Regions from separate parts of the Homo sapiens genome. Here region 1 is linked to region 2. Evidence: chromatin loops called from intact Hi-C (ENCODE). Cell type or tissue: mammary epithelial cell. All regions are shown on one strand. Each heading gives the region's core, and the rest is flanking DNA. Links, peaks and the distances in the headings are about the cores only. Region 1 holds the start of ZC3H8 (zinc finger CCCH-type containing 8). Region 2 holds the start of ANAPC1 (anaphase promoting complex subunit 1).

Region 1 (15,552 bases), core at 5,961-10,960, 370 kb after region 2:
CAGCTTTGTCCAATTCAACAGTTTACACTGACTCAGAGCTCCAGAGTTACATCCATCAGATGAGGTACTAAGTTGTGAGCCTGCTACAGAAGCCACCATTACAAGAACCAAAAACCCCAATACTTGTGAATCTTTATAGCTATAGTTTCCAGTAATGAATCATCTCATGGAGTAGGAGGCAACCTCTCCTTAGGCAGAGGAATAATGACAATAATGACCTCAATAGCAGTAACAGCATCAGCCAACACTTGAATGATGCTTACTCTGTGCCAGATGCTGCTCCATACACGTAACACTTACCACAAACAACAGTGTTATGACATACATACTAAAAGCCCATTTTACGGATGAGAAAACAATCACAGAAAGGATATGTAACTTGTCACAGAGCTAATACATGGTGGAGCTGAGATCTGAGCCCCAGCAGGCAGGCAAAGCTCCCAAGTATGTGCCCTACAATCACACTGTTATTCAACACTGCCCATTCTAAATAGATGTCTACTTTCACTGTGAAGGTCTACAATACTCAGCACCCATATTAGACCTATGAGCAGGATAGGACAGAGGTGACCACCTCTTCTCTGTAAAACATGTTCTTTACTTAGCTTCAGAGATAGTGGGCTCTTCTAGTTTCTTCTTTCCACAGCTACTACTTCTCAGTCTCCTTTGTTGGTTCCTTATCTTCACAACTTTCAAAGTCAGTTCTCACCTCTTCTCTTCTTTGTCTATATTCTCATCTATATTCTCATTCCAGGCTATCCCTTTCTATATCATCACTATGAATATCATCTGTATGTAGTTGATTTCAATATCCAAGTCTCTAACCCAAACCCCTCTTCTTAAATCCAAACAGAGCTAACTTCCTAGTCAACATAACCACCTGAACATCTACTAGACATATGTAATCTTAAAACATCCAACACTGAACTCTTGCTCTTCTCTCTGAAGCCTAATCCTTCTTGCTATCTAAAACGGCAACACCATCCCTCTCAAGATCCCTACCAAAACCTTAAAGTCAATCTTGATTCCTCTCTCACATCCCCATCCAATCTCTGAGGAAATCCAGTTTATTCTATCTTCAACATACCCACGTTTGACCACTTCTTGCCACTAATACAACAATCCAAGCTGCTCTGGCACCCCTACATTCTACTCTCAACACAACTAGAATGACCCTGCTAAAATATTTCAAATGTCACTCTGCTGAAAAACCCTCCAATGGTCTCTTGTCTCATTCAGAGTAAAAGCCAAAGTCCTTATTTCGGCACCTACCAGTTCCTCCATGATTGGGCTCCCCTAACCCTACCCCAGTACCTCGCAGACTTCCAAGTCCCTCTTACTCCACCCCAGCTGTCCTGGCCACTTTGCTCCCCTAACCCAATCACACCAAGCTCACTCCGTCTGAGGACCTTTATACAGACTCCTCTCCACCCCTCTGGACTATGAAACCCCCTCACCTCCTTCAGGTCCCTACACAGATTTTTAAAACTTACCAATGTTATCAGTGAGGCTTTCCTTATCTACCTTCTTAAAATATCTACACCTCCCAGCCGGGCGCGGTGGCTCACGCCTGTAATCCCAGCACTTTGGGAGGCCAAGGCGGGCAGATCACAAGGTCAGGAGATCGAGACCATCCTGTCTAACATGGTGAAACCCCGTCTCTACTAAAAATACGTCGGGCGTGGTGGCAGGCGCCTGTAGTCCCAGCTACTCGGGAGGCTGAGGCAGGAGAATGGTGTGAACCCGGAAGGCAGAGCTTGCAGTGAGCCGAGATCGCGCCACTGCACCCCAGCCTGGGCGACAGAGCCAGACTCTGCTCAAAAAAATAAAAAAAAAACCCACAAAACTACTCCCTCCCTACCATCCCACCAGTGCTTATTTTCCCCTTACCCTTCATTCATTTTCTCAGGGCATTTAGTACCACCTAAAATATGATATATTTATGTATGTCTCCCCCTTCCCCTAATAATGTAAATTCATTAGTACAGAAATTTTCATCTCTTCTTCATTTACTACTATATCCCCAAGGCCGTAGCAGGTGCTCAATACGATTTTTTGAATGAATGAGAAGTATTCCCATCACAAATTACTCGGAAAAAAAACCAGAAACCATATGAGAAAAGACTGATTCATCTGACTGCATAAAACCAAACCACAACATCCCCATTCCTTTTTACATTGAAAAATAATGCCATAGGCAAAGACAAATGACAATTGGGAGTAAAGTATTCGCAGATAAGAGATCCTAGAATGTGAAAAAGACCAAAAAGGAGAAAAATGGGCAAATAATATGGACAGCTCACCATACTTCCATACCATCCTTCACCCATCATTTTGGCAAAATTCCAAGTGTCTTTTATGTATTGCAGTCAAGTTTTGGGGAATGGAGCTTGTGTCCAACACACTTTGAAACTGATAGCTGCTGTTCGGATTTTTAAATGTTGCTATTATCTTTTTTTTGTGTGATGAATTCTTATGTATTTTATAACATATCAATTAGTACCAGTTATTTTTCTTAGTAAATTATATCATCTGCAAGTAATTAGTGTATCTGTCTCTTTCCAATATTTATAGGGCTTATTTTAAAATTTTAGTCATTTTGCATGAGAAGCTTGGTGATAAAATCATGGATCCTGGACATAGCTCTTCCACTTACACTGTGCAATCTCGGCAGGTTATTTAGCCTCTCCGTGCCTCAGTTTTCCCATCTGTAAAACGAGGACGGCATCATCTTCTCTTTAAGTTTGTTTTGAGGATTAAGTGATTTATTTCATGTAAAGCACAAGGTAAAGCTCTGGATGATCAGTTAAGGTAAAATTTGAGATAGAGTGAACAGCTGACCAATATCGAATGGTAAAATCAATCACAACTGGAAATATATCTCAGTTGAGGGAAATAAAAGACGTAGGTTTAAGAACAAAGATGGTGGTTTTTAGCATTTCAAATCACTAGACACTGCTCCAAAAATATAATCTACAAATTAGGGCCATCTGACCAAGAGTCTCACTTGCTTTTCCAACCTAATGGAAATATTAAGTCCAAATGACGTCTGTTGCTTTATTGTGGTCTTTAGGGTCTTTCCATGCAAATCAGTGGACTAATGGCAGAGTATTGCCTATTCTTTACCTTTCAATAAACTTGTGGTTTCATCCTTTCTACAGAAAAGAACCTAGGAGGTGTCAGTGAAAAAGGTCACATCAGTGTCCTCTGGGAGTTTACGGTCTCGTGGAAACAGGCAACAACGGTAAAGACAGACGCTACGGGACCACAGAGGCGGGCTCCTCACCCGCTGCTGTGCAGAGAAAGGGGCGCATCCCGGAGCCTTCTCGCCTCCACCCCGCTCCCCCGCCCAGGCTCTCGACAGCCCCGGCCCTGACGGCCTAAGCCTGAGCCCCGCGTTCAGCTTCTGCTCCCACCCGGACCCCGCACGACCTCTATAGGTCAGACGGTGGCGCCCGGCCGGCCCACGTGCTCCCCACGGGCCCTCGCGACGCGGCCCGGACGTGGCCCCGGACTGCCTCCAATCCAGAAGAAACTAAGAGGCGGAGTCCCGCTGAGCCCCTGCATTCAAAAGATGAAAAGATATGGGATCACCTTTCGTCAGAGTCCGTGGCCGTTTTGCCGAGGGCCGGGTTGGGGGGTTTTGAGAAAAGATTCTCAAAATCCATGACCCAGACAGGTCCTCCCTTTCGCGAGCCGGGAAGCTACAGAGTAACAACCCGAGAGAGTGACAACCCGGACGCGACGAGACGGACCCAGAGCCGCGCCAGGGCCACAGGCTCCGCCCCGCGCAGCCTCACCTGCCCCGCGCATGCGCTGCACCGCCCTCCGCGACTCTGGGCAGGCCGGGTCTCTCCCTGCCTCCTTCGCCTCGGCTCTGCGCAGGCGCCGCCGTGGTTGCCCTTCTGTAAGCTTTTTCGTCCTTTACCTCAGATAGTAGAATTTTGTTTATTTTATTTATTTATTTGTTTGTTTGTTTGTTTATTTAAAGACAGAGTCAAGCTCTGTCGTCCAGGCTGGACTGCAGTGGCGTGATCTCGGCTCACTGCAACCTCCGCCTCCCGGGTTCAAGCAAGTCTCCTGCTTCAGCCTCCTGAGTAGCTGGGACTACAGGTGTCTGCCACCACGCCCAGCTAATTTTTGTATTTTTAGTAGAGACGGGATTTCACCATGTTGGCCAGGATGGTCTCGATCTCTTGATCTCGTGATCCGCCCGCCCCAGCCTTCCAAAGTGCTGGGATTACAGGCGTGAGCCACCGCGCCCGGCCCCAGCCCAGAATTTTTAAAATTAGTTGTTAGGATTCTGCTTTCACCTTGGTGAAAACTCTTCCATCAAAATCACAGTATTTCTAAGGGATGGTAGTAACAGCTAACATTTATCTGAGCACTCCACTACTATTCCTTAGAAATAGCGTTTCACATGTTAGCTAACTTAATCCTCACAACAGCCCTGTAAAAGATGTTCTATTACCATTCACAGTTTTGAAATGAATAAACAGATGTGTAGTCAGGTAATGTAACTTGTAGGGTCTCTACAATTGAATGGGAATTAAAATGAATACACAAGTAACCTCAAGACAGAAAAGTCCGTTAAAAAGTACCAAATACTAAGAGAATTCAGAAGAGGGAAAAAATTGCATCCAGTTGGGAAGGCTTCTTGAGAAGGGAGTATTTGAGCTGGGTCTTGAGATATTTCCATAGGAAAAGAGGAAGTGGGCATTCCAAGTAGAGAGAATTGTATGAAGGCAGGAAAATAGAGCATGCTGTTGCAGAACAGGAAATTGCTCAGTTTTGCTCAATGTAATGCCATTTAAGGGACCTGTAGAAAGGAAGGCTCAAACCCTAGGTTGGGCCAGTGATAGAGAACCTGACTTGCTTCTGTAAGTGAAGGGAGTGTTTGATTCTTGGCATGAATCAGGATCCCTTTACCGATTAGTGAAGGGAACTATTTGAAGCCAGACATCTTCCCCAGGGAAATTCTACTTTCCCATGTTGTTTATATTGTAGGCCATCACCTATGGAACATGAATCATTACTAAAAATTCAGAGAAAAAATTGAATTAAGGAGATAAAAACTAGAATTACCCCCTCTTTAGCAGGAAGCATTATTATAGAACCCAAATTGTTACCATACACACTTTTTTATATAAAATATCCAACATACAGCAAAAGATAACCAGACACAAATGAAAATTAGATTGGTAGGTAAAAAGCAGCTAAAACATCTGACCTGCAAAGGCATCAGACACTAGCATTTTCAGACAAAGACTATATAAAAGGCTACATATGTTTGTGTTAGATTGATGCCAAAAAAGGCCCCAATTTCTCCAACCTTTCCTGTATCCATGTCCTTTGCAATGTGACTTTGCAGCTCCTCCCATAAAGAGGTAGGATCTATTTCACCTCCTCTTTAATCTGAGTTGATTTTGCCTGATAGAATGACTTGTCTTAGCTAGTAGAATGCAGAAGTGGCCTGCCAATACCAAGCCAAGGCCCCAAGAGGCTTTGTATGTGTCTGCTGTCTCTTATATGCCTGCCTTCTTCAGGACAATAAACTCAGGCTACCCTGCTGACGATAAGGGAGAGGCATGTAGAAGATAAGGCTAATGGAGGACAGCGAAAACACCCAGTCAACAGCTAGCAAAACCCTAAAAGCAAAGCCTCCTAGGCAACATACAGCTGAGCACACACATGATGGAGTCCTGCAGAGAACCAAAGACTCTCAGATGATCCCAGTCCAAATTACTAACCCACATAAATAAATGGTCCTTGTTTTAAGCCACTAAGTTTTTAAGTAGTTTACTACATAGTAATATCTAACTAATAAAAAAGAAACTATAAAAAGTGTCATAGAGAAATTGGGGAGAAGTAACCAAGTAGAACTTCTAGAAATAAAAAATATAATACTGAAATTTTTAAAAATCAGTGGATGGGGCTGGGCGTGGTGGCTCACACCTGTAATCCCAGCACTTTGGGAGGCCAAGGCCGGTGGATCACAAGGTCAAGAGATAGAGACCATCCTGCCAAAATGGTGAAACCCTGTCTCTAATAAAAATACAAAAATTAGCTGGGCGGGTTGGCGCACGCCTGTAGTCCCAGCTACTCAGGAGTCTGAGGCAGGAGAATCGCTTGAACCCGGGAGGCGGAGGTTGCAGTGAGCTGAAATTGCGCCACTGCACTCCAGCCTGGGAGACAGAGTGAGACTCCATCTCAAAAAAAAAAAAAAAAAATCAGTGGATGGTGTGGTCATATTAAAATGTGTTCAAAAATTCCTTAACACTTCTCCCTGCAAAAGTTGGAGATTTAGTCCCCTCTTCTTTAATGTGGATAGGATTTACTTATTTATTTCTAACAAATACAATGTGGCAAAAGTGATGATGCATGATTTCTGAGGTCATAAGAAGACATTGTAGTTTCTGCCTTATTCTCTTGAATCATCTGCATGAAGGGAAGTCAGTCACCATGTCATGAATCACTCAGGCAGCCTGTGGAGAGCCAGCCATGTGGGTGAGGTACCTTGGAAACAGATCTCCCAGCACTAAGCAAGCCAGAAGACATCTCGACAGCAATCCCGTGAGAAACTGTGGGACAGAACCACCCAGCTAAGCAGCTCGCAGATTCGTGACCCACAGAGGATATAAGAAGATCAATGTTGGGCCAGGTGTGGTGGCTCACGCCTGTAATCCCAGCACTTTGGGAGTCTGAGGCAGGTGGATCACCTCAAGTCAGGAGGTTGAGACCAGCCTGGCCAACATGGTGAAACCCCGTCTCTACTAAAAATACAAAATTAGCTGGGTGTGGTGGCGCATGCCTGTAGTCCCAGTTACTTGGGAGGCTGAGGCACGAGAATCGCTTGAACCCAGGAGGCGGAGTTTGCAGTAAGCCGAGATCGCGCCATTGCACTCCAGCCTGGGCAAGAAGAGCAAAACTTCATCTCAAAAAATAATAATAATAATAAAGAAGATCAATGTTTGTTTTTTTAACCACAAAGTTTTAGGCCAATTTGCTGTCCTCTATAGCAATAGAAAAGTGAAATTCCCTATTATTATAAAGCAGATGGCCTAAACATAAAATTATCATATGACCCAGCAATTCCACTCCTAGGTATATACCCAAAGGAATTGAAAACAGGGACTGAAACATATATTTGTACATTCATGTTAATTGCAGCATTATTCACAATAGCCAAAAGGTAGAAACAAACCGAGTGTCCATCCACTGATTAATGGATAAAATGTGATATACACATAGGATATTATTTATCCATAAAAAGGAATGATGCTCTGATACATGCTGTCAGAACTGAATTTTGTATACTAGCTGAACTTTGAAAACTGTATGCTAAGTTAAATAAGCCAGGCACAAAAGGACAAATATTGTATGATTCCACTTACGTGAAATATCTACAATAGGGAATTGTATAGAGACAGACAGTAGATTAGAGGTTACCAGGGACTGAGAGAGGGTGAAACGGAATTGTTGCTTAAAAGTGACAGAATTTCTGCTTGAGGTGATGGGAAAGTTTGGAAATACATAATGGTGATGGTTGCACAACAATGTGAATGTAACTAATGCCAATGAATTATATGCTTAAAAATGGCTGGTCAGACACAGTTGCTCACTCCTGTAATCCCAGCACTTTGGGAGGCCAAGGCAGGTGGATCATCTGAGGTCAGGAGTTTGAGACCAGCCTGACCAACATGGTGAAACCCCGTCTCTACTAACAATCCAAAAATTAGCCAGGCGTGGTGGCGGGCACCTGTAATCCCAGCTACTCGGGAGGCTGAGGCAGGAGAATCGCTGAAACCCGAGAGGCAGAGGTTGTAGTGAGCCGAGATGGTGCCATTGCGCTCCAGCCTGGGCAACAGAGTGAGACTCCGTCTCAAAAAAAAAAAAAAGTTGAAATGGCAAATTTTATATTTCTTTTACCAAAATAAAATAAAGCAGTTGGCATGTTAAAATGGTGAAATGGCCTGTGATAACTCAGCTCCAGTATGAGCTAGATATAATACCTTATGAGTATGTGCTATAAATCAACAATCACCAATACATGGTGCTGTTTCTCCCATAGCCAGTATACACAGGGTCTGGGAATCAAGGCTTCCAAGTGGGAGTAGGTCCTCTCTGTATTATTCCTAGTGATGCCCTAGAATAATGTTTGCTGCCTATCTCCACAACTTTGGGCTCTGCTGGTTTAGAGCAGACTTTTTCAACCGTAACATTATTGTCATTTCGGCCTGGATAATTGGGGACGGTCTTGCGCATTGTAGGAAGCTTGGCAGCATCCCTGGCCTCTGCCGCTAGGTGTCAGTAGCAGCTGTTCCCCAGTTGTGGCAACCCAAAATGTCTCCAGACATTGCCAAATGTCCTCTGCGGGGAGCAAAATCGTCCTCACTTGAGAACCACCGGTGTAGCGTTAATCCCAAAAGTAGGAATGTTTGCATCAAGGGGCGTGACAATGAGTCCATTAAACTTGAGGTTGAGACTGCCGTTTGGCCACCTTAGGATCCTCATGCCAGTGAATTAACAGGTAAAGAAGGGGCTTACTGTATTGGCAGGGGTGATTAATCCTAACTATCAAGTTATCCTGACTACATAATGATGTTAAGGAAGAGTATGTCTAGGATGCAGCTGATTTCCTGGGCGGGAGACTAAGTAATCCTATGCTCTATGATTAAAGTTAATAGAAAACACCACCACCACAGGCAGCACTGAAAGTGCCCCAAACCCTTCAGGCATGAAGGTTTGGGTTATCCACCTGTTATCAGGAGGGCACTTGAGTGTAAGTTGTGGTGGTCCTTGGTGTTTTCAACAAAGAATTAGACAAAACGCACAAAGTAACAAAGGAATGAAACACAGGGACGAAGCAGCAAAAGCAGGAATGTATTAAAGCGAGAAAGCACTCCACAGGGTGGGAATGGGCCAGAGCAAGCAGCTCAAGGGCCCAGTTGCAAAGTTTTCTGGGTTTTAAGTACTCCTTTTGAGGTGCTTATAGATGAAGGATTTGGTCTCTGGCTAATTAAAGGCTGAGGTGAATTGGTGCCCTATGTAGATGAAGCGATGGTCCCTGCCAGGCCCTCGGCCAATCCAGGGCACTTTCCTTTTCCATCTGAGATGTGGTAGATGGGGGAGAGTTGTAGGGAGAGTAGCCTTTGATCCTTTGCTACTCTGGTGTGAGGAGATGGGAAGGGGGGGTTCCTTTTGGTTCAGCTTTAGGATATTTACAGTAATTGGCCTTAGGATCCCTTCCCCCAGACCCAGGTGTTTTCCTTTTGATCCAGCTTTGGGAAGTCAGCGTGAATTGGCCTCAGATTCCCTGCCCCCAGACCTTGGTGTTTTTCCTTGATTCAGCACGAATTGGCCTTAAGTTCCCTGCTTCCAGACCCTATTCTCCTGCCTCACGCCCAGCAAGGAGTCAAGACCAGCTTGGGAGAGCAAAGAGAACACGGCAAAGAGTAGGAGCAGAAGGTAGTTGTACAAATATCAGCTGCAACTGATACAGGAGCTTAAAAGAAATTGTTTAGGCTGTTAGTGAGGGCAAGCGAGTCCTCAGTAAGGTTTCCCTTTTAATAAAAAAGCAGCTCCAAAATCATTTCTAACAAAGAGCAGCCTGAAAAATCAAGCAGCAGACGTAGAAAAGCAAGCTAGAACCTTGCAGAGGTAAATGCTGGCAGCTGTGCCAATAGAAAAGGGCTACCTAGGAGCCAGGCATATCCAACATGGAGGCTCCATCTTCCCTTTTCTTTGTCACCACATGTACAGTCAGGGAACAGGCAACATGGCACCAGCCAGGTAGCAAACCTATCTGCATAATAAAAGATTAGGGTGGGGTTGCTAGCTTCTTCAAGCACCATGTAAATGGCGCACCTGGTCCAACCAATCCTTTGCACCCTATGTAAATCAGATACCAGCTCCTCAAGCTCATCTATAAAACCACCCACATCTCTCCCTGAACCTGGAAATGTTGGGGACCCCTTCCTCTGCATGAGGCAGCTTTTCTCTTTCTTTCACCTATTAAACTTCTGCTCTTAAACTCCGTCCTTGTGTGTCCGAATCCTCGATTTCCTTGGCATGAGACAATGAACCTAAGGAATTACCCCAGACGAATGATGCTGCTTCCCAACTACATGACCAGTAGCAAAAATGATTGCAATATTTATGAATATATCATTCTTAATTTGATATAAATTTGTGGAAATATGTGTGTGGAATTACACACACATAGACACACACACACATATATTTAAAATTTTCCCTTCTACTATTCCCCTACCATCTAACACAAAATATGTTAATAGTAGTTAACTTTATATCTCTATTTAAGTTATAGGATATAAAAGGAGGCATGTGACTGAGCTAAAAAAAGAATTCAAAGAAGAATGAACATCACCCAAAAGTGAAAAAGGGACTTTTTATCCTTTCTTGGGAAAATGGGTAGCATGTTTTTGGTTGAATGGGGGATTGGTGCATCATGTTAGGCAGAGGCATGACTTTGCTATTGCTTTTATCTGAAAACTAAATATGGGTTAAAGAGATATTTATAGGTACCTAGTTAAAAAGTGTATACTTGGGCCAGGCGCAGTGGCTCATGCCTGTAATCCCAGCACTTTGGGAGGCCGAGGTGGGCGAATCACGAGGTCAGGAGATGGAGACTATCCTGGCCAACATGGTGAAACCCCATCTCTGCTGAAATACAAAAAATTAGCCAGGCGTGGTGGCAGGCTCCTGTAGTCCCAGCTACTCAAGAAGCTGAGGCAGGGGAATCGCTTAAACCCGGGAGGCAGAGGTTGCAGTGAGCCGATATCGCGCTACTGCACTCCAGCCTGGTGACAGAGCAAGACTCTGTCTCAAAAAAAAATAAGTGTATACTCGATGATTTTGTAATATGTCATCTTAGTGTATACTTGGTGATTTTGTAACATGTCATCTTAGGTAGGCTAACCCATGTTTTCCAGGATTCTTATCCTGCATATTTCTAGTTAGGGTGGACCACAAGATAGATTTTGCATAAAATTTGGGAGGTGGAGGTAAAACAGCAGCCATATTGCTTTTTACATTCAGGAGGTCAGTGAAGGGGCAGAAGATGCTATTGCAACTCATGCACATTGTTGTTTACTGGTTTACCTTGTTGATATGGGACAACAACAAGACCTGATATAACTCACCCCAGATCCTCCTTCAGATTTTCTAAATTCTGGGCCAAGCATGTCTTTAGTTCCACGATAAAGGGCTCAAGAGTCTCCTGCACAACACCTACGTCATTAAAGTAGAGCAGATTAATACAGGTTCTGGGTTTATGCTCAGGGATTCTAGATTGTCTTCATTCTCCCCCACTTTACATCCAACTTCCCTTCCTGAATATGTGCCTTGCAGGTCTTAAAAGTTTTTTAGACAAAGTCTTGCTTCATCAGTGGCACAATTATAGCTCACTGCACTCCCATGGGGTCTCACTGTGTTGCCCAGACTGGTTTCAAACTCCTGGCCTCAGCAATCCTCCTACTTCACCCTCCCAAAGTACTGGGATTATAGGCATAAGCCGCTGTGCCTGGCCCCACCTTGCAGCTCTGAAGCTCCAATATCAGACAAGAGCTTTACAGACTGTTTTAAACAGCTCCCACAATTGCATAAGGTCAAATCCCTGTAAATCTAGCTAGCTATCATCTGTCATCTATCTATTTATTTATCTTCTAGTGATTCTGATTATCCAATTAGACTTTGAGTAATAAGATGGCTTTAATAGAGTAGACAGGGTTTAAAAGAAAATTAGTGAACTGGAAGATAAGTCAGAAGAAATTATCCAGAGTACATCATAGAGAGACTGCCACCCAAAAAAGGGAAGTTACAAAAGAGATTATTATAAAAACATAAATAATAGATTTAAATGTCTAACATATAACTAATAATAAGAAGAGAAGAAAAAAAGAAAGAGGAGGAGGACATATTTGAAAAGAAAAGGCTGGCCAGGTGTGGTGGTTCATGTCTATATTCCCAGCACTTTGGGAGGCCAAGGCAGGTGGATCTCTTGAGGTCAGGAGTTCAAGACCAGCCTGGCCAACATGGTGAAACCCTGTCTCTGCTAAAAATACGCAATAGCCAGGCATGGTGGCCCACACCTGTAATCCCAGCTACTCGGGAGGCTGAGGCAGGAGAATCACTTGAACCCAGGAGGCGGAGGTTGCAGTAAGCCAAGATTGTGCCACTGCACTCCAGCCTGGGTGACAGAGTGAGACTCTGTCTCAAAAAAAATAGAAAAGAAAAGAGAAAAAGAAAAAGAAAGAAAAGAAAAGACAGACTTTTCCAGATTGTTGAAACTCAGCAATTTACAGATCAAGCATTAAACAAATACTAGGCAGGATAACTAAAAGAAATCCATACTAAGACACACCATACTGAAACTACAGAAAAGCAGAGAAAATATGTAAAATAGCCACAGAAAAGTTTTAAAAGTTTACCTTCAGAATAATGACAATTAGACTGCCAGCTGTCTTCACAGCTGCAACAAGGGAATCCAGAAGACAATAAAATTATATCTTCAATAAATTGAAAGAAAATAAAACTTCTGAACTAGGATTCTATACCTTGAAACAATATTATTCAAAAATGGAGGTGAGCTATAAGATGTATTTAGGAAAACAAAAACAGAGAGGTCACTATGAGCAAATTATTTAGGAGATTCTGAATAAATTTAGAAATTAGAAAGAATGAATTTGATAGCAGCAAATCTCAGGTGCAGGTTTGAGTTATAAGAAAAAAATGGACAATGAAGAAACTGATCATTCTAAGTAAATATTTAGTGAATAGAACAATATTACTAAGGTATTTGGTAGTTAAAGTTTATATATGATGGGATTTCTGGTTCTAGGTAACATAGTAAAAGCACATTATAGTCCCTGAATATAGGTTTACCTAGATAGGATGCACGGAATTGCTTGAAGACTCTAGAAAGTAATTAACGCAGGCAGATTGGTGAAGAAGATGACAATTCAAAGTACCACTGAAATAGCGTTAAGTTTTTAATTTTCTTTTTTCTGTGGTCCTCCTGCCACTAAGCCCAGACATAGGTACAATTGCAAATGTATGCAGAAGTGGGGGTAACTGAAGCTCAAGCTTTCTGGTTGGACAACCAAAAAATAAAGCTCCAGGGACCTGAAAAATTTTCTAGGAGACCATAATGAAGAAGGGGCCTAGAAAAATGACATCATAAATTTCTGAACCCCCGGGCTTACCATATAGTTGCCCATGCATGGATCTGATCCTAATTGGCATGCCAAAGACTTTTGAGAGTTGAATAGACATAATTCATCCATGTCCTGACTGGTCCCTGGTAGTACAGATCTAAGATTCAAATAACATTGCAAAGGCATCCAGTTGAACAGGCACTGGAATCGCAGTGGGTTAGAAATCGAGGCCTGAACCTAACCGGGTCTATTACCAATAAAAACAAAAATATAAACATTCTGCATAAGATTTAACTAAGATCCAGAGGTTTTATAGCATATTATTATTCAGAATCTCCAGGATACAATTCAAACTTATTTGGCATACAAAGAACCAGGAAAATCTCAAATTGCCTGGGAAAAGACAATCAACAAATGCCAAAGCTGTGATGACTTATATATTGGAATTATCTGACAGACTTTGAAACAGCTTTTTATAAAAACGCTACACTAAATGCCCTTGAAACAAATGGAAAAAGTAGAGCATCTCAGTAAAAAAAGAGAAGACATAAAGAAGAACCAAATGGAATTTTGAGAACTGAAAAATATAAAAACTAAAATTAAAAACTCAATGAATATTCAAAGACACAATAAGTAAATCAAATATGGAATATCCCAAAATGTTAAAGCAGAAAAGAAAAAAATGGAAGAGCAACAAGAGAATGAATAAAAAAAATGTTAAAGATAGACTTAAAATCAAACATATTAATAGGTACATTGGATGCAAGTGGGATAAATTTACCAAATAAAACAAAGAGATTGTCAGAATGGATAAATATGATCCAGCTGTGTATTCTCCACAAGAAACTCATTTTATTTTATTTTATTTTATTTATTTTTTTGAGATGGAGTTTCGCTCCTGTCACCCAGGCTGGAGTGCAGTGGCACAATTGCAGCTCACTGCAACCTCCACCTCTCAACTTCAAGGGATTCTCCTGCTTCAGCCTCCTGAGTAGCTGGGATTACAGGCGCACTCCGCCATGCCTGGCTAATTTTGGTATTTTTAGTAGAGATGAGGTTTCACAATATTAGCCACGCTGGTCTCGAACTCCTGAGCTCAAGTGATCCTCCCACCTCAGCTTCCCAAAGTGCTGGGATCACAGGTGTGAGCCACCACCCCTGGCAAGAAACTCACTTTAAACATGATATGGATAGGTTAAAAGTAAAGGTTGGTAAAATACATACTAAGAAACACTAAACCAAAGAAAGCCAAAGTGACTGTATTAATATCAAACAAAGTGGACCTTAGAGTAAAAAATTAGCAGAGATAAATATAGATGTTGTGTAATTACAAAAAGGCAAATTCACCATAAAGTCATAATAGTCCTAAATAGGTATGCACAAATATACAAAGCACATGGAAAATTCACCAAGATAAACCATAAACTGGGTTATAAAATAAACTTTAACAAATGTAATAGTATTGAAATAATAGAGAGATATTTGCTAACCATAATGGAATTGAATAAGAAATCAATAATAAATAACAACAACAACAACGAAACCTCCAAATACTTGGAAATTAAACAACATACCTCTAAAAATTCCATAGGTCAAAGGAGGATTCACAAAGTAAATTAGAAAATATCTTGAACTGAAGCTGGGTCCAGTGGCTCACACCTGCAATCTCAGCACTTTGGGAGGCTGAGGCGGGTGGATCACTTGAGGTCAGGAGTTCGAGACCAGCTTGGCCAGTATGGTGAAACCCCGTCTTTACCAAAAATTAGCTGGGTGTGGTGGCACGCACCTGTAATCCTAGCTACTCGGGAGGCTGAGGAAGGAGAATTGCTTGAACCAGAGAGGAAGAGGTTGCAGTGAGCCGAGATTGCGCCACTGCACTCCAGCCTGGGCGAAAGAGCAAGACTCCGTCTCAGAAAAAAAAAAAGAAAGAAAGAAAGAAAGAAAATATTTTGAGCTGAATGAATGTGAAAATGCAACATAGCAAAATTGTGAGATACGGCCAAAGCAGTGTTTATAGGAATTTTAGAGCTCTAAATACTTAAAGATCTCAAATAAATAAACTTCTACCTTCAGAAGTTAGAAAAAACAAGCAGAAAGAATGATATATTAAAGATAAAGGCAGAAATCAACAACAGATAAGAGCAGAAAAACAATAAAGTTAAACCAAAATCTAATTATTTGAAAAGATAATTGATAATCTCTAGCAAAACTGAAAAGAAAAAGGAGAAAAGATACAAATTACCAATCAGACATGAAAGAGGATATTTCAGTACAGACTCCAGCGATAATTAAAAAAAAAAAAAGTCAATTTTATGAAACCCTCTTAGATTAAAAGCCAAATCCTCACAAACCACAAACCATGTAAACTCATCTA
Region 2 (15,552 bases), core at 5,299-10,298:
TTACCACACCTTAACTCTACTCTAGAAGTGGCATCACACCGATCTCTCAGTTGCATCTTAGTAGCCTTAAATTACAAGTAGATTATATCACTCTACATTTCAAAAACACAATGGGAAACTCAATGGAACCTTCTGTTTCTCGTGGATTGTAACCTCCTGAAGGGATCCCACCAAGCCAGCAGCACCATCAGAAGACCATAATTCAGAAGCTGGCTGCAGCTGGCGAAGTTGAAGGTTCAAAGCATTAGGGTGGTGCTTGCAGTGGTCTCGACCAAAAGGAACAAATTCCTGCAAATCCCTTGCTGCAATCATCGTTGTCCTTTCTTCATAGAAGTTCGACATGGGTTCCAAATATCAACATTATTTCTGTATGAATTCAAACACATTCTGGTCAGCTTCCAGACTCAAAACTAGAATAAAAATACCATAAACACACAAGTCATTAATCCTTACATGGGTGTCAAGTAATTATATCAGACTGGTAAGTATATAAGTTGGTCATAACATAAAAGGGCATTCTAGATCTGATTCAGACAGTTGCAATTATCACATTTTAGTCACAGACTGACAGTTACCACTATAGGAAACCACTGAGATGCAACAAGTACTTATGTCCCGCACCACCTATCCCGTGTTTCCCACTACTATACGCTAATTTTTCCATACTTTATATATGAAGTATTTAGACAAGTTGTATTCTATGGTCCCATAACTACATGGCTTTTCAACATTTAAGGTCATTTCTGGTTAGATGCCAGAACCTCATTTGAAAAGTACATCTAAGGGATCATTGTCATATTGGAATAAAACAATAAAAAACCACACATTACTCTAATTCATCAGAGGTTGAACTGCTTTCAGCTGACCAATCTACAAAAGACATAGGTTTTCAAATGTCTTAAGTAGCTGTGACACCCCCAATCCCACCTAAATATATAACTACAATCAATTTCAATTATTGGTCGAAACCCAAAGAACCGAGGCATGAATAACTCTAGCCATGGAACAGTTATGCTTGCAGATTTAAGGGTACTAGGTTTTAATTAATTATTACATCTAATTAATCTAATTATTAATCTATTACAGTACAGTTTATTACTAAAAAAATGTGGATGAACTGTTAAAGCCTTCATCACAAGGTTAGGTAGCAGCCAGGCTTTAGACAAAAGTACAGATAAGCATAATTAGATTGTCCTTCGATCCACTTTCCTGTACCTGTTTATATATACCATGTTCCTATAGACAGCATTTTTAATGTTAGGAGCCTAAGACTTTTGAGATGATGCAAGCTAGTCTTAAGACCCCATCAAGGAACCACATTAGCATGAGAATGTGGTTTATCTCTCTGTCCTATGACTTCATCCTTCATTCTCTGACCAATCAATACCTTAACCCACTACCCTCTCTTTAAAACCTCTGGACCGGGTGCGGTGGCTCACGCCTATAATCCCAGCACTGTGGGAGGCCAAAGCAGGCGGATCACTAGGTCAGGAGATCGAGACCATCCTGGCTAACATGGTGAAACTCCATCTCTACTAAAAATACAAAAAATTAGCTGGACTTGGTGGCGGGCACCTGTAGTCCCAGCTACTCGGGAGGCTGAGGCAGGAGAATGGCGTGAACCCAGGAGGCGGAGGTTGCAGTGAGCCGAGATCATGCCATTGTACTCCAGCCTGGGCAACAGAGCAAGACTCTGTCTCAAAAAAAAAACCAAAAGCAAAAAAAAAACCTCTAGACCTTAACTCTTTGGGGAGGCTGACTTGAAGTTTCCTCAGTCTCCTAGTTCGGTGGCCCTGCAAGTAAAACACTTTATCTGCTGCAATCCCCGTTGTTTCCGTGTATTGACTTGCTGCTCATAGGGCAAGAATCCTATATGGTTACACAAACAGCCAAAGCCTATGTAGTTCCTTTGCAGCTCCTCCAAAGCCACAAAGTTATTTTGCTGTGAATTAAATGTTATTCTTGGCCAGGCACGATGGCTCACGCCTGCAATCCCAGCACTTTGGGAGGCTGAGGCGCGAGGATCACCTGAGGTCAGGAGTTTGACACAAGCCTGGCCAACATGGTCAAACCCTGTCTCTACTAAAAATACAAAAAAAAAAAAATTACTCAGGCATGGTGTGGGCGCCTGTAATCCCAGCTACTTGGGAGGCTAAGGCAAGAGAATCGCTTCAACCTGGGAGGCAGAGGTTGCAGTGAGCCGAGATCGCGCCATTGTACTCCAGCCTGGGGGACAAGAGCAAAACTCCGTCTCAAAAAAAAAAAAAAGAAAAGTTATTCTGGATATAATTATGTCACAAAACATGACACAAGTTTTGTTCTTCCTCCTGCTAGAAATAAATGAGTACTGGGACACTTGAACTTGGAACACAAGTAAAAAGTGCCTTATAAAACTTACAAGGGGCAGGGCGTGGTGGCTCACGCCTGTAATCCCAGCACTTTGGGTGGCCGAGACGGGTGGATCACGAGGTCAGGAGTTCAAGATCAGCCTGGCCAAGATGGTGAAACCCCATCTCTACTAAAAATACAAAAATTAGCCAGACAGTGATGGCGGGCGCCTGTAATCCCAGCTACTTGGGAGGCTGAAGCAGAGAATTGCTTGAACACGGGAGCCAGAGGTTACAGTGAGCTGAGATGGCGCCACTGCACTCCAGCCTAGGAGACAGAACAAGACTCCTTCTCAAAAAAAAAAAAAAAAAGAAAACCCCACAAAAAAAAAAACCTTAAAAGAAAACAAAATTCAGCTGGTCTTCCTATATTTTATTCAACAGAATAACCAACATCAACGAACTTTTGACTTTATGAAACTTTAGTTCTGCAATTTTATAATGTTATTTTCTTATAACTTTGAGAGAAAATTACAGAATTGTTAAAGAATTATCATTTTGTACCGATTAATGCCACATATTTAATACTTTTTCAGTACCCCAAACTTTTAGAAATGTTTTTACTTGTTAGGTGCAACATAAACAGCTACACGTAAAAATACTATTAAATTTATATGCTATAAATAACAGTATCAGCAATGATTCCTACAAACACTACCCTGCCAAAAAAAAAAAAAAGAGACCCAAATGCACACTAACGGGAGCTTAAGTCTCCACAAGAGCTTCCCCAGCCTTTCTAGAGGACGGTGAAAACAGGCTGAGAGCCCGAGGCTCAGAAAAACAGCTCAGAGGGGCTGGAGGCCAGTCTGAAAGCTGAGGCTGCACATGGGATGCTACGCACAGCTCAGGAAAGAGGTTGGCAAGCAGGAGCCGGAAGGAGCACCCCAGCCCGCAGGCCAGGAGCGCCCGCAGGCCCCCTCAGCCCCGGAGCACGCTCAAGGCCCTCCCTCGGGTTCCCAGTACCCCGGGTTTCCAGACCTACGGCCACCAGGGGAGGCTCGGCCTCGGGACGGGTGCGAGAGTCACGCGGCGCGCGACAGACCACCAAGTGCTGCGGTACGGCGCCCGCACCTGTATAACTCGGGACGCGTCAGGCGCGGCGAGCCCCGGCTGCTCCCCGGAGGCGCAGGGGCCGAGGAGGCCCGAGGGCAGCGGCGGGGTCCTTCACAGTGACTCTTGGGCCGCAGCAGCTTCTCATTCCCTCTCCCTCCCCTATTCTGGAGGAAGAACGGGCAACAGCAGCGGGCTCGAGTGCTAATGGCAGGAAGGCGTGCGAGACGTTCAAATGGACGCGTCCATCTTGACTTTCCCGTCTTGCCTCGCGCCGGGGCGGGGCATCGCGGGAGGTGCGCGGCGTCCTAGCAGTCCTGGCGCCTGCGCTGTTGAGGGAAGACCGCGGCGGGTTACAACTTGGGGGCTATTTCCACCTTCCGTGCGACTGATGCGAACCCCGAAGCCGGACTCTGTCTGCTACAGTCCTGGCGTCCAAGTTCTCTTTAGCTCATGTCACTAGGGACCTGAACTGCCTTATAGATCTCAGGGTTTTTTCTTCTGGTTTCGCTTCCGCCTCCTGACCCCACGTGGAGGTAGGCACCTCAGGCTGAGGGTGGGGAGCAGGGGTTGCTGATTTTCTCTACGTGCAGTGAATGCTCTATGCCTTTTTCGGTCCATACTCTTCGAAGAGTGGATGAACTGTGTGAAGGTCCTCACAGAAACGTTGCTTGCAATTCCCAGATTCAGAGACACTTCTTAAGGCGATTCAAAGACCCAAGTTAAGAACCCCAGCGGCCACTCGCGCCTGTAATCCCAGCACTTTGGGAGGCGAGGCGACAGGATTGCTGGAGCCCAAGAGTTTGAAACCAGCCTGGGCAATATAGCGAGACCCTGTCTCCACAAAAGAAAAATTTTTTTAATTAGCCTGGAGGCGTGGTGCGCACCTGTAGTCCCAGCTGCTTGGGAGTCTGGAGGATCACTTGAGCAGGGAGTTTGAGGCCACAGTGAGCTATGATCGCGCCACTGCACTCCATCCAGCCTGGGCAACAGAGCAAGACCTTGTCTCAAAAAAAAAAAAAAAAAAAGAATGGGTTATAGGAGAAAGGTTAGAAACAAAGATTCATGAAACAGTTAAATACAAATATACCTAATTGATATTTTAAACTTTTGTTTGTGTGTGTGTGTGTGTGTGTGTGTGTGTGTGTGTGTGTTTTTCTTGAGACAGAGTCTCGCTCTTTCGCCCAGGCTGGAGTGCCGTGGCACAATCTCGGCTCACTGCAACCTCCGCCTCCCGAGTTCAAGCAATTCTCCTGCATCAGCCTTCCAAGAAGGTGGGATTACAGGCGCCCGCCACCACGTCCAGCTAACTTTTGTATTTTTAGTAGAGACAGGGTTTCACCACGATGGCCAGGCTGGTCTCGAACTCCTGACCTCGTGATCCTCCCGCCTCGGCCTCCCAAAGTGCTAGGATTACAGGCGTGAGCCACTGCGCCCGGCCAATATTTTAAACTTTTTTAAAAAAAAAAAGTTTAGCAACCCCATCAAAAAGTGGGCGAAGGACGTGAACAGACACTTCTCAAAAGAAGACATTTATGCAGCCAAAAAACACATGAAAAAATGCTCACCATCACTGGCCATCAGAGAAATGCAAATCAAAACCACAGTGAGATACCATCTCACACCAGTTAGAATGGTAATCATTAAAAAGTCAGGAAACAACAGGTGCTGGAGAGGATGTGGAGAAATAGGAACACTTTTACACTGTTGGTGGGACTGTAAACTAGTTCAACCCTTGTGGAAGTCGGTGTGGCAATTCCTCAGGGATCTAGAAATACCATTTGACCCAGCCATCCCATTACTGGGTATATACCCAAAGGACTATAAATCATGCTGCTATAAAGACACATGCACACATATGTTTATTGCGGCACTATTCACAATAGCAAAGACTTGGAACCAACCCAAATGTCCAACAATGATAGACTGGATTAAGAAAATGTGGCACATATACACCATGGAATACTATGCAGCCATAAAAAATGATGAGTTCATGTCCTTTGTAGGGACATGGATGAAATTGGAAATCATCATTCTCAGTAAACTATCGCAAGAACAAAAAACCAAACACCGCATATTCTCACTCATAGGTGGGAATTGAACAATGAGAACACATGGACCCAGGAAGGGGAACATCACACTCTGGGGACTGTTGTGGGGTGGGGGGAGGGGGGAGGGATAGCTTTAGGAGATATACCTAATGCTAAATGATGAGTTAATGGGTGCAGCACACCAGCATGGCACATGTATACATATGTAACTAACCTGCACATTGTGCACATGTACCCTAAAACTTAAAGTATAATAATAAAGTTTAGATTTACAGAAAAACTGCAGATAGTCCAAAAATTTCCCACATACCCTATACCCAGTTTCTACATCCAGTTTCCCTATTATTAGTATTTTACATTAGTATAGTACATTTGTTAAAATTAATGAAATATCAACACATTATTAGTAATTAAAATTCATACTTTATTCAGTTTTTTTTAAGAGAGTCTTGCTGTGTTGCCTAGGCTAGAGTGCATTGGCACAAACACAGCTCACTGCAGCCTTGAACTCCTGTGCTCAAGCAGTCCTCCTGCTTCAACCCCCCAAGCAGATGGGACTCCAGGTGCAAGCCACTGCATTAGTTTGTAGAATATCCCTTAACTGAAATTTGTCTGATGTTTCTTCATGATTAGCCTGGGGATATGGATTTCAGGAAGGAAGATCATAAAGTGTCATTTTCATCACATCATATCAAAGGTACTTATCAACAGTATCACTTATCGCTGCTGATGTCAACCTTGATCACCTAACTGAGATAGTGTTTGTCAGATTTCTCTACTATGATGTTACATTTCCCCACTTTCCATATTGTACTCTTTGGAAGGAAGACAATATGTGCAGCCCTCAGTTACAGAGTGAGGCCAGTTGATTTTGTTGTTGTTTTACAAACTTGCAAAAGCAAATGAAGGAGGGAAGCATCTTTTCAACAGTTAGTGTTGCAATATTTGTATATTCAGATGGAAAAAATGAATCTTGATTCATACTACACACCATATACAAAAATTAAAGTGCATCAAAGACCCAGATATGAGAGTAAAGCTGCCGGGCGCGGTGGCTCACGCCTGTAATCCCAGCACTTTGGGAGACCAAGGCAGGCGGATCACCTGAGGTCAGGAGTTCAAGACCAGCCTGGCCAACATGGTGAAACCCCATCTCTACTAAAAATACAAAAAATAAATAAATAAATAAAATAGCCAGGCGTGGTGGCAGGCGCCTGTAATCCCAGCTACTCAGGAGGCTGAGACAGGAGAATCACTTGAACCTGGGAAGCGGCGGTTGCAATGAGTCGAGATCACGCCATTGCACTCCAGCCTGGGGTACAAGAGCGAGACTTCGTCTCAAAAAAAAAAAAAAAGAGTAAAGCTATACACTTAGAAGAAAACATAGCTGTAAATCTTCATAACCTTGGATTAGGCAATGATGTCTTAAATATGGTACCTAAAGCACAAGGAACCTAGGAAAAAATTTGATAAGTTGGAGAAAAGTTTTAAATTTTGTGCTTCAAAGGTATTGTCAAGAAAGTGAAAAGACAACTCACAGAATGGGGGAAAAGATTTGCAAATAATCTGATAAGAGTCTGTTATCCAGAATATGTGAAGAAGTCTTACAACTCAACATAAAAAGACAACCCAGTCTAAAAATGGGCAGAGGATTTGAACGACATTTTGCCAAAAATATATTATACAAGTGGCCAAAAAGGACGATAAAAGATGACCAACATCATTAGTCATTAGGGAAATGTAAGCCAAAACCACTTCACACCCAGTAGGATAGCTGTAATCAAAAAGACAGACAATAACAAGTGTTTATGAAGATTTGGAGTTATTTGACCCCTTGTACATAATTGATAGGAATGTAAAATGGTGCAGCCGCTTGGTAAAACAGTTTGACAGGTTCTCAAAAAGTTAAACGTTGGTCTCTTCCAGGAGCTACCGCCAGAAGATGGCAGCAGCCGCCAAGTTGTCACTACTAGAGAAGTCCCTGGGACTGAGTAAGGGGAATAATAAATAAAGTGCTCAGGATGAGTGACAGATTCTGGTTCTTCAAACAAACAATGGTCCAAGTCTAACAGGATTGACTACTATAGCAGCTCATCTAGTCAAGCAAGCTAACAAAGGATATTTGCTAGGGAGTACTGCAGAAGAAAAAGCAATAGTTCAGCAATGGTTACAATACAGAGTCACTCCAGTAAAAATGATAGCCACACACTGGTTTTTTTTTTTAGTTTTTTTTTTTTTTGAGATGGAGTCTCACTCTGTCACCCAGGCTGGAGTGCAGTGGCGCTATCTCTGCTCACTGCAAGCTCTGCCTCCTGGGTTCATGCCATTCTCCTGCCTCAGCCTCCCGAATAGCTGGGACTACAGGCGCCCGCCAACAACGCCCGGCTAATTTTTTTGTATTTTTTTTATTAGAGACAGGGTTTCACCATGTTAGCCAGGATGGTCTCGATCTCCTGACCTTGTGATACGCCCACCTCAGCCTCCCAAAGTGCTGGGATTACAGGCGTGAGCCACCATGCCCAGCCCACACCCTGTTGAAGGATCTTATTTCATATCTTGAAGATAAAGTCTACCTTACAGGATATAACTACCTTTGCAGATATCCTATTGTACTATGGACTTCATCGCTTTATAGTTGACCTGACAGTTCAAGAAAAGAAGAAATATCTTAATGCGTCTCGCTGGTTTTGTCACATTCAGCATTATCCAGATATCAGGCAACATCTGTCTAGTGTTGTCTTCATCAAGAACAGACTATACACTAATTCCCACTAGAAGCTATCCGTGCCGTACAGAAGATGTATTAAAAATGTTTTAACTGGAAAATGTATTCTGACCACAGGACTAATATAAATTAATATACAGTCATTCATTATTTGTTGAAATCTATAGAATTTTTAAAGTGTCAACTTGTGTCTGAATGTTTTATTTGTTCTTTAGTTGAAGCTTTTTTTGTTTGTTTTTTTTTTTTGAGATGGAGTCTCACTCTGTCTCCCAGGCTGGAGTGCAGTGGCGCGATCTCAGCTCACTGCAAGCACTGCTTCCCGGGTTCACGCATTCTCCTGCCTCAGCCTCCCAAGTAGCTGGGACTACAGGTACCCACCACCACGCCTGGCTAATTTTTTGTATTTTTAGTAGAGACGGGGTTTCACCATGTTAGCCAGGATGGTCTTGATCTCCTGACCTCGTGATCTGCCCATCTCAGCCTCCCAAAGTGCTGAGATTACAGGCGTGAGCCACCACGCCCAGCCTTTAGTTGAAGTTTTGCAATGTTTTATGTAAAAATTTAACTGCTATTAAAAAAACAAGTTGAGATCAAGTTACAAAATTAACCTTGTTTTTAACAAATGACATTTATTTCAATAAAAGTTGCAAATCAGTGGTTTAATCTAAAATAAAAATAGGTGTCCTTTCAATGGTTGACATATTTGGCTATTTATTAACCTCTTTCATATTCTCAAATTTCTTTTCCCCTTTTGGGTATTTATGGAAGTTTGTTAAGAACTGTGATTAAAAGAAAAAAAAAAAAAAAGGCTGGGCACAGTGGCTCACGCCTGTAATCCCAGCACTTTGGGAGGCCAAGGTGGGTGGATCACCTGAGGTCAGGAGTTTGAGACCAGCCTGGCCAACATGGTGAAATCCCCATCTCTACTAAAAATACAAAAAAAAAAATTAGCCAGGCACAGTGGCAGGCGCCTGTAATCCCAGCTACTCAGGAGGCTGAGGCAGGAGAATTGCTTGAACCCAGGAGGCAGAGGTTGCAGTGAGCTGAGATGACGCCATTGCACTCTAGCCTGGGGGACAAGAGCGAGACTTCGTCTCAAAACAACAAAAAAAAAATTCTGTGTGTCTACACTAGATACCCCTAGATGGCACATATAGGTTTGTGACCTATCTGTCTCCAAAGTTGAGAAACAGACAGAAAGAGTTACAAACAAGATATTATAAAAGATTAATTACTATACCTTGCTTTTATGAGGAAGGGAAAAGGCTTTTTATTTTTAATTTTTACACACAAAAACAACCACAAGCTTAGGTTTTACAACTTCAGCCACAGGTCCAAAGGAAATTCAGAACTCAAAAACTCACCAATCTAGCAGCAGCTCCATCATGCACACACATTTTTTTTTAATTTTTTCCCCTTCCTCCCTTCCTTCCTGCCTTCCTTTTCTCCTTTCTTTCTTTCTTTGACATAATTGTGCTCCTAGTGGCAAGCAAACAAGAGAAATACCATAAAGAATGCCAGGAGCTTGCAGTGAGCCAAGATCGCACCACTGCACTCCAGCCTGGGTGACAGAGGAGACTCCGTCTCAAAAAAAAAAAAAAAAAAGTCATTATTGAGCTCAGTGCGTTGGCTCATGCCTGTAATCCCAGCATTTTGGGAGACCGAGGTGGCAGATCACCAGAGATTAGGAGTTCGAGACCAGCCTAGCCAACATGGTGAAACCCCGTCTCTACTAAAAATACAAAAATTTAGCCGGACATAGTGGCTCGTGCCTGTAGTCCCAGCTACTCGGGAGACTGAGACAGAAGTATCGCTTGAACCCACATGGCAGAGGTTGCAGTGAGCTGAGATCTTGCCACTGCACTCCAGCCTGGGCAGAGCAAGACTCTGTCTCAAAAAAAAAAAAATTATTATCAGTTGATTTCCTGTTGTCTGCCACCTGACAGATCACCAAATCACCAGCCATTCCCAGGAAATGACAAGAGCCAGACCTCTAATTTCAGTGTGTTGTACAGCAAATGGAATCTCTTATATGTAACATCTCCATTTCTCCAACAAACTATAAGAAGAAGAAACTTATTTCCAAGATGGTTTTGGCAGGTAGAATGGAATCCTTTTGTATGCGCCATCTCAACTCCTCTAAAACTACAAAGACAAAGCACTTAGACTACTGTATTTTGCTCAAGAAACTAAATGGAGTTGCTTACAGGCATTATGTGGTTTCCCAATAAATTATAAGTGCAGTTTCCCAATAAACTACAAAACCTAGACCTCTGTGCTTCTGGTATGTTCTTCAGCATGCTGAATGGAGTCTTCTACATCTGCCATCTCTTGGGAACAGGCCCCAAAATCTGGCCATAAACTGGCCCCAAAACTAGCCACAAACAAAATCCCTGCAGCATGGTGACATGCTCGTGATGGCCTTGACGCCCACGCTGGAAGGTTGTAGGTTTACCGGAATGAGGGCAAGGAACACACCTGACCCACCCAGGGCAGAAAACTACTTACTTAAACCACAAACAATAGCGTGAGCTATCTGTGCCTTAAGGACATGTTCATGCTGCAGATAAGTAGCCAGAGCCCATCCCTTTATTTCGAGGTATCCCTTTGTTTCCCGTAAGGAATACTTTTAGTTAATTTATAATCTATAGAAACAATGCTTATCACTGGCTTGCTGTCAATAAATATGTGGGTCAAACTCTGTTTGGGGCTCTCGGCTCCAAAGGCTGTGAGGCCCCTGATTTCCCACTCCACACCCTATATTTCTGTGTGTGTGTCTTTAATTCCTCTAGCCCCACTGGGTTGTGGTCTCCACGACCGAGCTGGTCTCAGCAGCCATCTCTCTCTCTTTTTGTTTTTTTTTTTAAAAACAGAGTCTCGCTTTATTACCCAGGCTGGAGTACAGTGGCACAATCTTGGCTCACTGCAACCTCGACCTCCTGGGCTCAAGCGATCCTCCCATCTCAGCCTCCTGAGTAGCTGGGACCACAGGTATGCACCACCATGCCTGGCTAATTTTTGTATTTTTTGTAGAGACGGAGTTTCACCATGTTGCCTGGGCTGGTCTCGAACTCCTGGGCTCAAGCATCTGCCTGCCTCAGCCTCCCATAGTGCTGGGATTACAGGCATGAGCCACTGTGCCCGGCCTACATCCACCGTCTCACTTTCCCTCAATCTTCAAGTGCTAGACTTTGTATTCCCAGTATGGCTTTATGCTGACTTGAGACCCCTCTAAGCATCATTTCAGTGCCCCAGTGAACCCTAATGTTTAAACATTTGCACATCATAGATATTGTTCAGCATAGTGAAAGGAGTTTTGTACCTATACTATCTCAAGTTTCCAAAAGCTATAAGGGCTAGACACTGATCCTTCCACTTTATTGTTCACCTCTCGAAATGCAGCCTCTACATGCTCTAATAATTGTACTTCCCATATGCAGTTGACTGTGGTGATTTGAGCCTTTTAAACACACAACCTGACTTTGCCTCCCCAACCTCCCCCCAACAAATTACATAAGCTGGATACTAGTATTTCCAGTCTGTTGTTCAGCACATGGAATGAAATGTCCTAGGTTCTCCATCATTACACCCCAACAATTTCAAAAACTGGGCTCTTGGCCTCCTAGTATGTGGCTGAGCATGTTAAAGGAAGTATCATGACAGAACTCTCAATTCCATAACAGACACAAGTGCCAGACAAGGCAACTTCCACTGTACTTCTCAGCACAGTGAAAAAATACACTATCTCATTTTTTTTTTTTTTTTTGAGATAGAGTCTCGCTCTGTGGTCCAGGATGGAGTGCAGTGGTGTGATCTCAGCCCACTGCAACCTCACCTCCCAGGTTCAAGTGATTCTCCTGCCTCAGCCTCCCGAGTAGCTAGGACTACAGGCATGCACCACCATGCCCAGCTAATTTTTTTTATTTTTTTTAATAGATACAGGGTTTCACCATGTTAGCCAGGCTGGTCTCTAACTCCTGACCTCAGGTGATCTGCCCTCCTTGGCCTCCCAAAGTTCTGGGATTACAGGCATTAGCCACCATGCCTAGCCCACTAGCTCATTTTTCTTTTTTTTTTTTGAGATGGAGTCTCGCTCTGTCACCCCAGCCGGAGTGCAGTGGTGCCATCTTGGTTCACTGAAACCTTCGCTTCCCAGGTTCAAGCAATTCTCCTGTCTCAGCCTCTTGAATAGCTGGGACTACAGGCATGTGCCACCACGCCTGGCTAATTTTTTTGGTATTTTTAGTGGAGATGGGGTTTCGCCACGTTAGCCAGGATGGTCTCCATCTCCTGATCTCATGGTCTGCCCGCCTTGGCCTCCCAAACTGCTGGGATTACAGGCGTGAGCCACCGCACCTGGCCCTAGCTCATTTTTCTAACAAACTGTAACACTTAGATATGCTTCTCATGCCTCTTCCAGGATGCTAAATAGGTTGTCACTTACCCACCAACTATAAAAGCTCAACAATTGGCCTTCTGTACCTTGTTCAACACAATGAGGAGCATCTTTAAATGGTGCTGCCCCATTTCCAATGGGATGAGAGTGAGATTTTACTTTTAATGAGTTTTTCAGCCTATTGGATGGATTATCTTGAAAGACACTCCAAGAAACCACTAAAGGAAATACTTTATTCCAGTATCGTGTTCACTGTGCTGAATGGAGTGTTTTACTTGTACTATTTCACTTTACAACAACTATAAAAGCTATTGTACTGTGAGGGTTAATTCCAGCAGGCCTGAAATTAGCTTGAACTGTTTTGAAGTTCCTGCGTGGCAATGACCCCTGGCCAAGAGCATGAAGCATATTGATTAATAATGTTGCTTTTTAACCATCAGTCTGAGGAGCTTCAGGGAAACTTGTACTACCATCAACTTTGCTTTTCGAAAACAATGAGATAAATGATTTGCACCTGGTCTCAGCGAGACCCCTCCAACCCCTGCCACAGGGCTCTGCTGTTGAGGCTGGTTATGCCTTAAGACTATGCCGATGACCAGCAAAATATAAAAATCCCCAGCTGAGACTCCATTTTCGATCCCATTTCTGAGGTGTTCCATGCACACATCAATGGTTTTTGATCCAACAGAGAAAGTGCATCCTGCCACGTTCCTTACAGAAATTAGGACAAAGGAGCTGGCACCTGGCCTATCTGGCCATGAATAGCCTTTGACTGAGATGCTTATTCTTACTTTACTGCTATTTGCTATATTGTGTCCTCTTACTGTAACAAACTCGAGATGTTGGATCTGGTCAGTAATTTTTTAGCAGTGAAACCGTTTAACTTCCACTTAACGATTATACAACTGGCCGGGCGCAGTGGCTCACACCTGTAATCCCAGCACTTTGGGATGCTGAGGCAGGTGGATCATGAGGTCAAGAGATGGAGGCCATCCTGGCCAACATGGTGAAACCACGTCTCTACTAAAAATACAAAAATTAGCTGGGTGTGGTGGCACACACCTATAGTCCCAGCTACTCGGGAGGTTGAGGCAGGAGAATTGCTTGAATCTGGGAGGCGGAGGTTGCAGTGAGCCAAGATCACGCCACTGCACAACAGCCTGGTGACAGAGCAAGATTCGGTCTCAAAAAAAAAAAAAAAGGCAATTATATGACTGCACTTGTGTATGTGTGTTTGATTCAATATTTCAAATGGTTTACATTACCTAAAATATATGCCCCCAAAGGCCTTAAACCTATACTCCCATTATGTTGTTCAGCACATTGAACAGGGTCTCTTCCATGCACTGTCTGTGTTATGCAAGAAACTACAAGATGCTTGTACGTCCCTCAAGATTTTTGGCATTATGAGTTGACTTTTCTTACGGGCACCATTCCAGTTATCCAGCAAATTTTAAGAACTTGGCACTTACATTTCTAATATATTGCTCAGAATACTGAATGAAGGACAAGAGGTCAAGGGGTTTAGAAGCTGTGGTGTTGAAGTACCATTTATAAGGTACCGAAACTACCAAAAGTCATGGCAGGGATAGTGTAAAGGGAGTGACTGTGATGCAGGCGCTGCATCTTCAGAGAATTAGGAGAGACTCAGGGGTCCCTACGTGGCTGCAGCAAGCAGGGCTGGTCTAGTCTAATGACATCAGAGTCAAAGCCAGAGACTAGAGAGTAGGGACACATAATGGTCTTAAGACAGCAAAGAGAATATCACATCCAGACCCAGGGACAGGGAGGTGAGTGTAGGAAGCATGGTTCACCAAAGGAAAACCAGGGTGCTATTACTAGAGTATTGTGGTATGGATGCTAGCTGCTGGGTGAGTGAGTGCCAAAGTGGTCTGAAGATTGCTTTTTTTTTTTTTTGAGACGGAGTCTTTCTCTCTGTTGCCCAGGCTGGAGTGCAGTGGCACCATCTTAGCTCACTGCAACCTCTGCCTCCCAGGTTCAAACAATTCTCCTGCCTCAGCTGGGATTACAGGCATGCGCCACCACAGCCAGCTAATTTTTGTATTTTTAGTAGAGACAGTGTTTCACCATGTTGACCAGGCTGGTCTCGAACTCCCGACCTCAAGTAATCTGCCCACCTTGGCCCCCCAAAGTGTTGGGATTACAGGTGTGAGCCACTGTACCCAGCTGATGGGATAGAAGATTTCTGAGGGAGGTGAACTGGGGGGTCTACATGGTAGACTAGAGGCAGGAGGGGGAAATAAATTACAGGTATAGCTGTAGACAGAGCTGAAAGGGGTAGGGGACAGGGGTAAGAGGACAAAGAGAAGCAAGGTATGGGTTTAGACATAGGGTCATTGAGGACTACGTCTTCACACATTTCATTTGTGTGTGGCCTGGCGCGCTCCTATGGGACCTTCAATTGGAAGCCTCAAGTCCTGTCACTGATACGTTGAACATGTTTGACAGATAGATTGTGACCACAATGCCACTTTACCTTGGTTACAGCTCTTTCACACTTGAATCAGTGGGGGTAATCTTCCCTAGCCCTTAGATGAACACTGCAGCAGGCCTTTAACATTCTCTCTTTTTCTTAGGTATTAAACAGTAGGGGCTCCTACTTGTAGCACAGAGTCTTAGCTGACACAGGAGACACAGTGGGCATTGGAGAATGGGTTCCAGGTAAGTGTCTTCTTGTTGAAGTTGCACAACAGCCTTGGAACTAGTTATGTAATATGGGGTCCGGGTTGTTTTTTGTTTGTTTGTTTGTCGCTCATATTTTCCTACATGTAGTCTGATCACTTGAATAATTAGGACATTAAATTGCAATATCATTTGGATGCACAAGTACAAAATTAACATTGTAGAGCTGACATCTCACAGTTTAGCTAAATTTTGGCATTTGCAGATTTTTAAAAGCATAACTGCAACTTCTTTGACACT

What was found. Hi-C counts contacts between places; a loop is a spot of excess contacts. Peaks named below come from ENCODE experiments on the same cell type or tissue, not always from the same donor. Only the 100,000 strongest peaks of a DNase experiment are listed, where the experiment ranks them.
Region 1: a loop joins it to region 2, with 9 times the contacts of the local background. A loop is called at or near these places in 26 of 110 quality-filtered maps.

What each region holds. Positions count from the first base shown.
Region 1 is chr2:112,251,314-112,266,865 of GRCh38, forward strand. It overlaps ZC3H8 (zinc finger CCCH-type containing 8), which reads right to left and starts at 3,729. Exons shown (of 9, transcript NM_032494.3): 1 at 3,595-3,729. The coding sequence starts at 3,668. RefSeq lists a silencer at 3,702-3,911 and a cis regulatory region at 5,462-5,713. In mammary epithelial cell, for the core only: a CTCF peak has its summit at 8,301 (motif pointing right); DNase peaks (open chromatin) are centred at 6,448 and 8,298; H3K27me3 peaks cover 120 bases.
Region 2 is chr2:111,880,484-111,896,035 of GRCh38, forward strand. ANAPC1 (anaphase promoting complex subunit 1) reads right to left here and starts at 3,710. Exons shown (of 48, transcript NM_022662.4): 1 at 3,459-3,710; 2 at 130-366. The coding sequence starts at 342. It also overlaps the pseudogene EEF1E1P1. RefSeq lists enhancers at 2,947-3,740, 4,084-4,233. In mammary epithelial cell, for the core only: a CTCF peak has its summit at 7,430 (motif pointing right); no DNase peak of the experiment used is centred there.